Linked DNA regions of Homo sapiens: all the other regions are linked to region 3. The links are chromatin contacts, found by Hi-C in ENCODE. All regions are on one chromosome and are shown on one strand. Each heading gives the region's core, a stretch centred on a gene start or an enhancer-like site at or near the end of the contact. The rest is flanking DNA. Distances are from core to core; before and after follow the strand shown.

What was found. A loop is a pair of places that touch in the nucleus more often than their neighbours do. Pooled maps may share reads with other maps.
Region 1: a loop to region 3 is called in a pooled map, with 9 times the contacts of the local background. The contact joins the promoter of PCF11 here to the promoter of HIKESHI in region 3. A Hi-C loop is called at or near these places in 9 of 50 pooled maps.
Region 2: a pooled map shows a loop between it and region 3 (9-fold over the local background). The contact joins the promoter of RAB30 here to the promoter of HIKESHI in region 3. A Hi-C loop is called at or near these places in 6 of 50 pooled maps.

Annotation. Positions count from the first base shown.
Region 1 is chr11:83,154,758-83,158,906 of GRCh38, forward strand. PCF11 (PCF11 cleavage and polyadenylation factor subunit) reads left to right here and starts at 2,374. Exons shown (of 16, transcript NM_001346413.3): 1 at 2,374-2,874. The coding sequence starts at 2,683. RefSeq lists silencers at 1,950-2,029, 3,480-3,539 and enhancers at 2,230-2,279, 2,344-3,133, 2,430-2,679.
Region 2 is chr11:83,068,593-83,073,146 of GRCh38, forward strand. It overlaps RAB30 (RAB30, member RAS oncogene family), which reads right to left and starts at 3,305. Exons shown (of 5, transcript NM_001286060.2): 1 at 3,099-3,305. It overlaps RAB30-DT (RAB30 divergent transcript), which reads left to right and starts at 3,474. Exons shown (of 3, transcript NR_038903.1): 1 at 3,474-3,554; 2 at 4,031-4,212. LINC02951 (long intergenic non-protein coding RNA 2951) reads right to left here. Exons shown (of 3, transcript NR_186233.1): 3 at 3,810-4,104. RefSeq lists enhancers at 1,195-1,244, 1,265-1,494, 3,258-3,747.
Region 3 is chr11:86,300,327-86,304,887 of GRCh38, forward strand. HIKESHI (heat shock protein nuclear import factor hikeshi) reads left to right here and starts at 1,914. Exons shown (of 5, transcript NM_016401.4): 1 at 1,914-2,152. The coding sequence starts at 2,123.

The DNA of each region.
Region 1 (4,149 bases), core at 1,124-3,623, 3.1 Mb before region 3:
GTGAAAATCCATGAGAGAAGTTTTGTGCACTTATTTGTATTTAAAATTCCAGTTATCTAGTTTGTGCCCTGTCCTGAGTATTTAAAGAAAAAATGTGCTTGTTACAGTACAGCACATGATTTGAATAAGATTGCTAGTCTCTTGAGTTTTCCATGTCATTTGTGGGGACATAAGTTTGTTGATTTATGTGCTAAGATATATTAATTGTTTACTCTGTATATAGTCTGTGAGGGATACAATAAAAGCCAAATCAGAGCTTTGGAGCCTTTTTTTTTTTTTTTTTAGAAGTTCACTTTGCTGTTAAAAGAAAGTTAAAAACTGTAAAAGGCAGACATTTCTATAATGAAATTCACCTTTAAAATGAAAAGAAAATGAACAGAGGACTATTTCACCCTGGTCATTTCCCTCCAGAAAATAAAACCTTTGGACGTTATTAGTTGAAACTTTCTAGTATATCTAAATAGCACCACTAACAATAGTGTGAAATTATTGAGATTATAAATACTTATTTAACAATACTTCTTAGCTTCAAATGAGGGAAGACCAGTTTTCCTCCCCAGGTTTTACTTTTCATTCATGTGTGATATCATGCTAAGAAAAAAATGGAAAATACATGTCAAAACTTAACCTTTGCAGCACACTTTATGCAGTTCATTATGTTTCAATTAGACAACAATAAAGATGCTAAAAAACTCAAAGAAACAAAAAGAAGAAATGAAAATGTTACTTTATATGGGACAAGTAAAGAGTAGTTTGTTTGTTTGTTTGTTTTTTGAGAGAGAGTTTCACTCTGTCGCCCAGGCTGGAGTGCGGTGTTGCGATCTCGGCTCACTGCAACCTCTGCCTCCCGAGTTCAAGTGATCCTGCCTTAGCCTCCCAAGTAGCTGGAATTACAGGCGGCCGCCACCATGCCCGGCTAAGTTTATTTTTTAAGAGCAATTTCTTCTGGGGAGCAACAAATTATCTCTCAAATGCCTAGTAGCCTACGGAAGGCAATGGAAAAGCAATTTTAGGTAATTGACACTTTTTTTTTTTTGAGACAGACTCTCGCTGTCACCAGCCTGGAGTACAGTGGCGTGATCTCGGCTCACTGCAACCTCCACCTCCCGGGTTCAAGCGGTTCTCCTGCCTCTGCCTCCCGAGTAGCTGGGACTACTATAGGCGCACGCCACCACGCCCAGCTAATTTTTGTATTTTTAGTAGAGACGGGGTTTCACCATGTTGGCCAGGGTGGTCTCGATCTCTTGATCTCGTGATCCGCCCGCCTCGGCCTCCCAAAGTGCTGGGATTACAGGCGTGAGCCACCGCGCCCAGCCCGTAATTGACACATTTTAAAAGCTTATATTTAGGTCAATATCGCTACTCAATGAAAAAATTACGTTTGGTTTGTGTTATGTCGCAGCTCCACGGTGAACTATTTGAAAGCTTTGTGTGTTTTACGAGCATCATTTCCAACCTGGGAAGACAGCCCCACAAGTTTAAAACAAAAGTGCATGCGCGTGTGTGTTTTCCTACGTGCCCCAAATAGTGTATGCTAAGGAGGTTCTGAAATGCAGATTCACAGTGGAGATATTACGGTCCAGCTGGGTGTGGCTGTTGTGAAAAACTCTTCCTAGAGCTCATAGTGGGCTCCTTAAAGAGCTCCTCCAAACCCCCAAGGAAAAAGCCTTTCACACTTAATCTCTAAATAAAAGGCATTTTCCTGGGGATTCAAGTCAGGCAAGCTCGCCTAGGTATTTTTGTGGGTGTGGGAAGCGGCGTGCTGGAAGAAACTCTCCAGCAGTGCTTTCCGAAGTTCCGGGTAAATTGGGCACCTCCCTCCCACTTCCCAGTTCCCAGAGGGGCAGCTGGACCCGCCCTGGCTCTCCAGAGCACCTGAGACGCTAAGGGAGAGGGGGTGCGGCGGCAGAAAGCCTCCGCTCCCTCCAACCCCCGCTCCCTCCAACCCCCACCGTCGGTAGCAGCTACGGGGCAGGCGGGAGGAAAGATGATTGACAGGCCCGCTCAGTGGCTGGGAAGCTAGAGGGAGGGACGAAGAGGGGACGGCTGAGTCTTCTTCTCAAAGTGGTTGGGTTGGGCCGCGGGAACTGCCTTCCCAGGCCTATTGGCTTCCCTGAATGGGTTGTTATGGTAACAAATGACCGAACAGTCCCTTATGAATCGGCCAATGAGAAGGGCCGTCTTTTCCAGTGCGCCTCCGAGCAGTAGATGTTGCGAAAGTCCGGGTAGAGGCCGGAGAAGAAGGCGGTGCCAGGGCGTCCTGCGGAAGGGCCGGGGGCGGGGCTCGTGACGTTGCCGGGACAGCCAATCACGCCTGGTTTTATCAGTGGCCCCGCCCTTTTACCGCACATTTCCCCTCCCCTAGTTCATTTCGCACGACGCAGCGGTTGGGAACACAGACATTTTCGGAGCTGGAGCCGCCACTGCCGCCGCCATTTTGTGTCTGTGGAGAAAGAAGCTTCTGTGGCGGCTGGAAGTGGACGGAGATCACCCGCGAGACGGCGGCGTTTCATACCCGAGGTTCCCCCTGTGTCGTCCCCCATCCCCCCTCCGCGGTCAGCATGTGGTGAAGCCGGAGCCGCGAGAGAGCCGGGGAGAGGAAGAGGAGTCGGAAGGGAGGCGGGGTATCCAGAGCGGCTTCAGCTTCAGCTGCAGCGGACCTCGGAGGGGGGCCGCGGCGCAATGTCAGAGCAGACGCCGGCCGAGGCCGGTGCTGCGGGGGCCCGGGAGGACGCCTGTCGGGATTATCAGTCATCGCTCGAAGACCTGACCTTCAATAGCAAGCCGCACATCAATATGCTGACCATTCTAGCCGAGGAGAACCTGCCCTTCGCCAAGGAGATCGTCTCTCTCATCGAGGCCCAAACCGCCAAGGTTTTTATACACCCCGCAGCCTCCTATTACTTCTAATACTCCCTGATTTTAGTGTCAGCCTCATCCCAGGTCTCGCTTCCATCCCAAGGGGGACAGTGTTCCTTCTCTCCAACCCCCCCACCCCCCTCCAACTCAGGCTCGGTCTTTGGCCCAGGCTTCGAGCATGGGCCTCTGGGGGGGAGGGAGTGGGGAGGATAAAGGGTGGAGTCCCACTTCCGCTTTCCAACTCCCTTTTTAGGCCACCGCATTGTATATCCCGACACACACACGCTTTGAATAGAGCCCTTTGGGGTGGGGGAGACTTAAAGGCAGTTTGTGGTTTGGGGAAGTAAGAGTTAACATAAGCCATTTTAATTCCCTGGGAAGTGGGAGAGTGGGTCTCCCATTTTCCCCAAGCACCCTTTTTGGTAATTGTGTTCTGTGGGTTGGAAGGAGGTGAAGGGGGACCTGGGAGCGAGCTGTTGGTGGGTGGGAATAGGGATTTGGCCCCGAGTGGAGCAGCCGCCTGTTAGGAGCCCAACATGGCGCCTGAAAAGCACATGATGCGAAAGGGAAGAGAGGAGAATCCATTCCCTGCCAGCCAGGCAGCTGCTCACTCCCGTCAGCCCCATTTTGGGGTGGGGGCGGCTAGATAAAACTTTTATTCTCCTATTGGAGGGTCTAATTTGTCCCAAAATAGGGGCAAGTGGGGTTGAGGGTGGGGTTTGGGTGGGGGGAGGAGATCTTATCCAACCTGTAGGTGGAGAACTGGCCCAGAGGGTAACAAGTACTTGCAGTTTCTCTGAAAAGTTCAGTCCCTCCTCCTCTTCCTTTTCTCTTTTTCTCCCTTCCCTGATAGCGAAGGAGTGTTTTTCTTTACCCCTTGACAGAAGTGGTCCTCTGCCACCTTATATTTCCCTGTAGTCCTCCTCTTCTGTGGATTCATATGGGAGCGATATGTCATTTAAGTAAAGTTACTGTTCAACTTAGTTACAATGAGTTTTAATAGCGTCCCAGTGCTACATTTTATTTTTCAAGCTTGTACTCACGGTTTAGTTTTTTCTAGTTGTTAGTGATTGCAATTATCAGGATGAGCCTCCTTTTAGCAGAGTGAACCCCTTTTTAAAGGCCACTTTAACAACAACCACCAATATATTGTTTAGAGACGGTTTCTGTCTAGTGTAAAACTTGAGTGGTCTGACTCTAATAAATGGTTTTGAAATGTGTGACTGGTATTATAAAATTTGTGAATAAAACATATAAAATATGTATTTGTCTTTTTTATTTACCTTTGTA
Region 2 (4,554 bases), core at 2,055-4,554, 3.2 Mb before region 3:
CTGCCCACCTCTCCAGCCTCATTCTTCATTCTAGTCTTTCTCCTCTTGCTCTGTCTCTAACTTCCTTTCAAATCCTCAGGTTCACCACTCTTCCCTTTGAACTTTGAACATGAAGTTCCCTCTGCCAGAAACCTTTGTCCCACTATAAGCATCTCCCACTGCCATCCTGAATTACTACTTCCGTTTACCCTCCAAGTCTCTTGAAGTGTCACTTCCTATAGGAAACCTTTCCTGATAACCCTAGACAAGGGGAAAGTACCATGTCAGGCACTCCTACCCAACCCTTTTGGAAATGGCATTCATCACACTTGCAATTATTTATTAAGTATATCCCCTATTAGAATATAAGCTCCATGAAGTCAGGGAAAGCATTTGTTTTCACTGATGTATCCACAGTGCTTAGTACATGGTAGCTGCTCAATCAATATAAATTGTCAGAATTATAGGTTGGGGCCAGATTATAGAGGGCTATAACATCAGTAAACCAAAGAGCAAGGATCATTATCCCTTTGCAAATAAGTAAACCGAAGCAGAAAGAAATGAATAGTTATTTAAGGTCCCAGAGACAGCAGTGATGAGGCCAAATCTAACACTACATTCAGCCCATTTCTCCTCCCTAGGACAATAAAAGAAACTTTGGTGGGTAAGGAAGTATTTCAGAAGAAGAAAATTAGGAATGAGAAGATGGTGCATAAAAGGTCTAAGAGGACAGCTTCTGAATCTGCCTGTTACACTAGTTGCCTCCAGATGGATAGCAGTTAGACTTTCCACACCTAGAGGAGCACTGCTGTTACATAAACAAATATAGCCACTATCACACTCTTCCCGTTAAGAGAAGAGAATAAAATAACAAACTTCTTTCCTGCACAGAGGAGAAGAAACAACCAGGGTGGGTGGGGAACTGTTGTCCTCCAAGTATCTTCAAAAAACCAAATGGGCAGTTTGGCCACCTGGATTGCTACTCAGCAATCCACAGGGAACAGGAAGAAAGAGGGGGGAAAGATCAGCCTTCCCACCACCAGCTGCAGCAAGGATAAGGAAAAAAAAAATGTATTGTATAAGGCAAGCCACTTGAAGACTACTTATTCCTTGGGAATTATGAGAACATTTCATGTAGAGCATTTAAAAACCTTGCTAATCCATAGGCAGGTGCCAGTGAAAGGAAAAGTGGCATGAGCCCAACTGCAGCATTTCATTGTTCACATGCTGCTGGGGCTAAATTATGTCTGTCACAGGAACTACAAACCAGACCAGGGGTCAGGCTCATTGCTGCTCATCCTGCCAAGCACAGACTGCAAGAAAAAGAAAAGGCAAAGAAATTCTCTTCAAAGAGGATTCTGCAAAAATATTCACATAGTCTACATCCACCCAGGAGTTCCTAGTTGAAGTGGAGGACCAGGGAGTGTGTTCTAAGATTGAAGAGAAAGAGATGTGATATGCTGGTGATAAAGGAGGGGTTTTGAAACAGAAAGGAAAAATGTAAACTGCAAATGGAGAGATAGAGAAATAAACAGAATTTCAAGAGATGTGGGTGGGATGGGGTGGGGTGGGGGGAAGAAATGAAAGTACAGGAGAGAAGGGTAGGGTGTCCAGAAGAGCAGAGCGTCATCAACAGAGAGACGCAGAGGCAAAGGCTAACTGTTGATCTTTTCCCAAATCCAAAAGCTGCTCATTGGCATCCCAATAAATCACTCTACTACAAAGCCCATACAATGGACTGTCCTTTGCATTCAGCATCAAGCAGCATTTAATGAAATATCACACAGCTACAACTTTGGAGACCTAAGGATCTGAATTTAAAATGAACAAAATTGGCTTAGCAGCAGAAGACAGCCAGTAAAGAATTTCGCCCATGTCTGACTCAGCTAGGAAAAGGTTTAGCATTCTAGAGTTAAGCAAATACTCTGGCATTTCTCCTTCTTTTGACATTCCAAGAGGGGGTGTGGTTGACCCCAGGCCCATTCATTTCCAAGGGTGTAGATCTCTCAGCCAAGACTGGCCCCATCTGTTGTGGAGCCAGCCAGCTGTTTATCTCAAAGTAACATATCTATTGCCCTAATTATCCCTATAACTCTTACAAGAGCATCATGTAAGTCAGAATGCTTTCTCTCCTGTTAAATGTCAGTTCGTTTAAAAAAACAACAATAACAAAACAACCAAAATCACTCTTCCATGGGCACCTTTCAGTAATGGCAAATGAAGGTTAACAGCGCTTCTAACTTTCCCTTTCTCTAATGTGTTAAAATGAACCCCTCTTCCCTAATCGATCTCTTCAAACCGTTATTTGTGAGTAGTGACTATGCCTCAGGAAACAGCAGCTCATTATGGTACCATTGTCAGTGGCAAAGAGCCTATGCAATGTAATTTAAAACACACAAGCACAAATCTGTCGGCTCCACTTCCAAACAATCTTGAATCCAGCAGTCGGAGAACGGAAAACATTTAACAAAAACGCTGCTTCCAGCAGCCTGAAAGAACCTTCGCCAGACACGTGAAATGTTTCTGACTGGCACGGAGTGCACCATTAAAGGACACTGTCACCTCAAATCAGCAGAAAAGGCGAGACAAACCACATAGACATACACACATAAAATAAAGCCCTACAAAACTTAAGCACGTTCATCTTAAAAATTAATAACTAGTGCTCGTCCAAGCGACATTCAAATGTTCTAAAGTAGTGCGACCACATTAATTCACTGTCTCCATTTCTCCCCACGCATCACCCCTTCCCACTCAAACCTCAGCTCTCGGGCCGTGTGTGACAGGACTGCAGTCCCCCACCTCTGCCTTCCTCAGATTTTCCAAGAGCACTCCCCAACATCCTTCCCAGCCCAGCCCCCTCTCTCCGCCTCAAAAAGGTTGAGAGGAGTTGCGACTAGGGAATTGGCAGGCACCCGTCCTCTGGCGGGGGAAGGTTGCTGGAGTTGTTCTTTGCAGTGACCCAAATGGCACAGAGCTTTTCCCCTTAGCTGTGCCTGCAAGCCTCTCCCCAATCCCCCCCACCTCCCCACCGCTCACAGCTTCCCAAAAGAAAGCCTTGAGAACTAAGCGGGAGGAATAACTTGGTAGAAGCATTTGAATAAATCACTTCAACTCACCTGGTTTGGGATTTTTCTCCCCACCCCAGGCATAAACAGAAATGGATGTGCGAATGAGTCACGCACGCAAGGGAAGGTCTGCGATGTCCTGAGTCCAAGGGCTGGAGTCAGTCCCTGCCCTGGTGCTGCTGCTACACTTAGCTCAGCTGGAGCGAGCGGCAATCGCAAGCCCAGCAGCAGCAGGGGGTGGAGAGACCGTAGCACAATGAATGCAGTGGGGCTTTTGCAATGACATCATCCCTCTGTCCAAACGTCCCCAATAGCCATGCTCGGGAGCGGTGCTTTCTGGGAACTGTAGTCTTCTTACGTCCTGAAGGGATACCCAGGCAATCCCCGAAACTACAATGCCCAAAATGCTCCAAGTGGGACGCGCCCAGAGTGAAGGAGCAAAGGGGACTCGGCCGCCATGTTAGGAGTACTGGGACGATTCCGCGGAGCCGGGCAGAGGTTTTAGGGGTGCGCAGGAGTCAAGTGGTGGTTCAGTGGGGACGGTGAGGTGGAGGACGATCTGGTCGGATAGCCGCGGGCACGAACCTGGGAACCAGAGGGTGGAGGCCATGCTGGGGACTGATGTAGGGCGGGACCGACTGGAAGCGGCATCCAGAGGCCCAGTGAGCCTCGGTCTCAGCTCCTGAAGGGGTTGCATGGGGCCCTACGCTTCCTTCTCCATTTTTTAGCTAAGAGATTGAGAGAGTCGGTTTACTTTTGGGCTTGGAGTATCATTTAGATCTGTTAACAGTACAGTTGAGAGAGTTGGTGTCTTTTGTTGAGGTGCGAGGACCCGAGGCGGCGACCCTCGCCTTTATTCGGAGAAGCCCACTTCCACCCACAGAGTTGGGGTAGTCCTCCGAAATGCATTTTTGTTTTGCCGTTTGTTTTCCAACCCCCTTTCACTCTCCCCAAAGCTTCAGATTCACTGATTTTTCATACAGGAATGATTAACAAAGGCGTCCGAAGAAATCGTTGTTGGAAGGTGACCAAGGTGGAAAGAGACGTTGCTTTGGCCCTGCAAGTAAGAAGAGAGAGGGAATAGCCTGAAGGAGTAACACTAAATTTAAAATGACACTTTTTTACCAACCAGCGAAAGCAGATGTTCAAAGGGGATATTGGCCAGGTGCGGTCGCTCACGCCTTTAATCCCAGCACTTTGGGGGCAGACGCGGGGAGATAGCGTGATTCTAGGAGTTCAACCCCAGCCTGGGCAACATGCGGAGACCCCGTACCGTCTCTACAAAAACATTAAACAAAAAAATTAGCTGGGCATGGTGGTGTACCCCTGTAGTTGCAGCTACACTAGAGGCTGAGGTGGGAGGATCGCTTGAGCCCGGGATGTTGAGGCTGCAGTGAGCCTCGATCCTACCACTGTGCTCCAGCCTGGGCGACAGCAAGCCCGTGTCTCAGAAAAGGCGGGAGGGGTGGGATATTATTGATGATAGGCCTTCTGACGTCTGGCAATA
Region 3 (4,561 bases), core at 664-3,163:
ATTGGAAAGATTTTTTTCCCTGAAACATTTTTTCACTTCCTCACACTGTATCTAGTTCTGCCCGCAGAAGTTACAAAGAACTACTGTATGTACAAATAATATAGTTTGGTAGCTGGAATACTGGCTACTCTAGAGATATGATACTGTACTCACTGCCTCTAACTCTTTGTACAATCTATAACTAAGACAGTTGACCAGCAAAATGGAGAAAAAGCTCATATCTCACATAACAGAGATTGAGACAATTAATAAACATCATCTGTAATTTATAAAAAAAATTCTAAGCTAGCTAGTTCTCAATCCACTAAATATAAGATTGCTGGGTAGGAGAAGAAATGACTATCAGGTGGGTCATAGAAAGGTTAGTGAAGAAAAGTGAGAGGATGTGTAAGAAATAACCAAGTGAATATTACAGGGAGATAAAACAAGTTGCATAAGCACATACAAATTTAAAAGTAGGAGTTGCTCAGAGAATTCAAAAGTATGGCTAGTGCACAAGGTGGGTATGAAGAAGACATGGAAAATTAGTTAGGAAAGGCAATAATGCTAAATATTAACATTTATTGAGTAAGCTACATTCTGGCCACTATTGAGTACTTTACGTGTAAGAACCCTCAAAACAACTTTATGAGGTAGATACTACTATTACTTCATTTTAAAGATGGGGAAAAGGAGGTATGGGAGTGTTAGGTTAACTTGCCTGAGATTATGTAACTAATAAATGGCAGAGATGGGCTCTGAACCCAGGTAGTGTGGGTGCCTTAATTTATGAAGTGGTCTTCATATGAATGGCCTTTTTATTCTGAAGGTTCTAGGACTTTTTAGATAGTAAGTTGGAAACATTGGTAGATCCTTTCCTACCTCTTCACCTTTGGCACAGCTATCTCAAAGGAGTATCGGTGATAAGATAGGTGATCAGTTTAGGGATCCACAGTGGAGGCCAGAGGACTGTTCCAAACACTGATCCCCCATATATAAACTGAGAACTGGGAAGACAGACCTGCTTTACGGCTGGTGGCCAAGCTCAGATATTTCAAATTGGACAGAGACCCTTTACTATCCTATTCAAGAAGAAAAGGAATTGGAGCTGTGAAAGGGAGAATAAGTATTGGTGGCAATCGGTACTTAATGCCAGTATTTTTTTTTTTTTTTTTGGCTATTGTTTTGTATTTCCTATGAAACTTTTCTGCAGATCCACATAGAAAAAAAATAGACATTTTTACAATAAAACTCCCACTAATTAAGCACAGCCAAGCACTGTTTTAAGTGTTTTATACATATTAGCTCATTTAATCCTCACAGCAACCCTAGGCAATAGGCTCATTATTTGTCTTTTGCAAAGGAGGGGCACTGAAGCACAAAGACATCTACAACTCGTCCACAATTGTACAGCAAATGAATGGGAGAACTAAGTGAAGCTGGAAAGAACTACTATAAATTGTAGACAAGTACAAAACAATTGGTTAAAGATTAATACTTCTGAGACACTGTGTAGCAGAAAGAAACCCGGATTTGGATTAGGACTTGAATTCAGCCTCCAACATTTACTGCTGTGTAAAGATTTGAGGCTGATCACTCCTATAAAATTTGGATTATAATACTTACCTCATAGGGTTTTTGTAAAGATCTAGTGACGTGATTATTGTAAAAGTGCACCGTTAATCTCTCAGATGTCACAGAAACGTTAGAAGCATCTCTTCCCAGGATTGTACATGGAAATGAAGGATCCACAGATTTTGTGGCTATAAAACACCCGGACTACCGATCCCAGTGTGCAAAGCCTCCAGGCTTACCTTCCCGGAAACTGGCGCGGTGCCCTCTGGGACTTGTTCTGGGACTTGTAGTCTTGTACTGGCGCTGGCCCGCCTTTCTTCCTTAGTGGGGAAAACCGGGTGTAAGCCCCGGAAGTACTTGTTGCCTGAGCAGTGGGCTGCTTAGGAAGAGAAGGTCAGAGTTCGCGGGGGCAGAGGCATTCTTGCCGCTGGCCCAGTCACTATGTAGTGGAGGGGCAGACACCCTCCCGCAAATTCTGGAAGGTTCTTAGTCTCGACTAGGGCAGTAGCCCCAGGACTCCTAGTCGCCGGCTTCAGGTCACTGCCGGCTGAACGGAGCTGCCGTCGCCATGTTTGGCTGCTTGGTGGCGGGGAGGCTGGTGAGGATGGGACCGGGTGATATCAGGAAGGGGTCAGGATACCGAGGGCGAAGCCCTACGGCAGGGAGGGTGCGCAGGCGCTAGGGATGCGGGGAAGCCCACTTATTATATTTTGGGTGGGTATGTGAGGATGGAGCGTGGGAAGCTGGGTGCTCTCCTTTGCCCAGCTCTATTCAGATTCTTTCGAATAGTAGTCACAGTATAAGTTGGCATTTATTAAGTGTGCATTTTGTACCAAGTACTGGGCTAAGTGCAATGCACGCCTTTGGTCACTCAGCCTTATGTGTGGCGCTTATTTGGCACTTTGAACTTAATCCTCATAACTCGTGAGATGGTCTTTATCTTTGACATTTTGCAGTTACAGAACTAAGTTCAATCGCCAGTATAAATACCTTCTTTATTAACTTGAGGTAGAGGTGAATTTGGGATTGAATTTGGTCTATAGCAAACTGTTTTTCAAAGATTAAGGTGCTCAGGGAATGTATATCTTTTGGGTCCCTTTGGAAGAACCCGAGTAAAAATAAGCTTAATTTAATTGGAAGTTGGCTGAAACTTAACGTGTGAGCCGTATCTGAGATAACCAGAGAAGGATGCGAGTAGTGTGTTTCCTTATGGGTCAAAATAGATAACTTACCTTGCCAAATTGTTAGAGTAAATGAGAACAGCACCTGGAATTCTTTAGGAATAATCTGGAAGGTGAATCTTGTTTGTTTCCTTAGAAACCACACAGACATCAATTTTCAGGCCTGATTCCTTTCCCCTAGAAGTATTTTTCCTTCTTTTTTCTCCTGGCTTTTTAAAATGTTGCAGTCCCTTTGCTGAATTGTCTTTTTTTCCCATCAAGTTTTGATAATGTATTGTATTCTGTACATATACAGTTCTAAGAAGCCAGAAAGATAAGTTGGAGATGACTAGCCTCATAAAGTTTGTCTCTTGAATGACTGGGAGACCCCTGTGGTGATGGTGGTAATTCATAATCCTGGTGAGATAATTTTGCCCTGCTCTTAATAGGGAAAAAGGACAAACCTGGAATGATTGTGTGACTCAGACGAGTGAGTGTTATTAATGAATGACATTAAAATTGTGTTTCTTAAAGAATAAAAAGCCTATTTGGAATCCATGTATCTCTCACGTTGTCAACTAATTTGGAAGGAAATTTAGTTATGGTAATACCTGCCTCTATATATTGGGGATACTTGGTCCTTTAATTATGGAGTATTAGGACACATCAAAGTGAAGGACAAATAGACCTAGTGGCATCTCAAAACTTAACTACACGACTCTGTTATAAGAAAAATCTACTTATCTAAACTTATGAACCCAGTTTTTATTTCTTAAGATTTTTTTTCTTAAAGAGATACACCTTTTCTTAATGTCAAAAATTAGAGTGTGATGATACAGATTTGCAGACTGTTCAGTACCTATACAAAGTTGACACTTAAGAAATATTTATTTTGCCTGGTGGTTATTTCAAGACTCATAAATAATAATTTCCCATGCTTTTTAGGTTATATGCATGCCAAAGACTGGTGAAATTGAATTTAATACTAATACAGGCCATTTGGTTTGTGTTATTCCTTTGTTTTATTCTTTATACTAAAGCTGGAGGATTTTAAAGTGGGTCAGAATACTTCTGAAGAGGGAATCAGAATTTGACTTTAGGAACACTGCCTTTGTATCTTGAGACTTAATTTAGGGCAGCCAGTTGATACTACTTTATAACTAATAGATAGTTGAAATTACATAGCAGTATATTTTTCCTAAGTTTATTTGTATCGGTAGATAGGATATTATAGAGGGAAAACTTACCTAACACACATATTTTCTCTGTAAGGCATGTCATAGCCTTCTTGCACTTAGGAAGACTAGCCAGCACTTGAACTTGGTCATTTTAAACAGCACGATCACCAACAAAAATCACAAAAATGCTTTAAATAGATGAGACTGTGAAAAGGACACTTTTTCATATTACGAGGACTGAAACAAGATGGCATGTTCTACCTCAGCTGCCAGTGTGTGAGTTGCACAACTCACTTTTTTTTTTTTTTTTTTTTTTGAGACGGAGTCTTACTCTGTCAGCCAGGCTGGAGTGCAATGGTGTGATCTCTGCTCATCGCAACCTCCGCCTCCAGGTTCAAGCAATTCTCATGCCTCAGCCTCCTGAGTAGCTGAGACTACAGGCATGTGCCCCCATGCCCAGCTAATTTTTATATTTTTAGTAGATACTACGTTTCGCCATGTTGGCCAGGCTGATCTGGAACTCCTGACCTCAGGTGATCAACCCGCCTTGGCCTCCCAAAGTGCTGGGATTACAGGCATGAGCCACTGTGCCAGGCCTACAACTCACATTTTTTACTACTGTTCATATGAGTATGTCCATGAATGACTGCAGAAATGCAGCAAGCATTG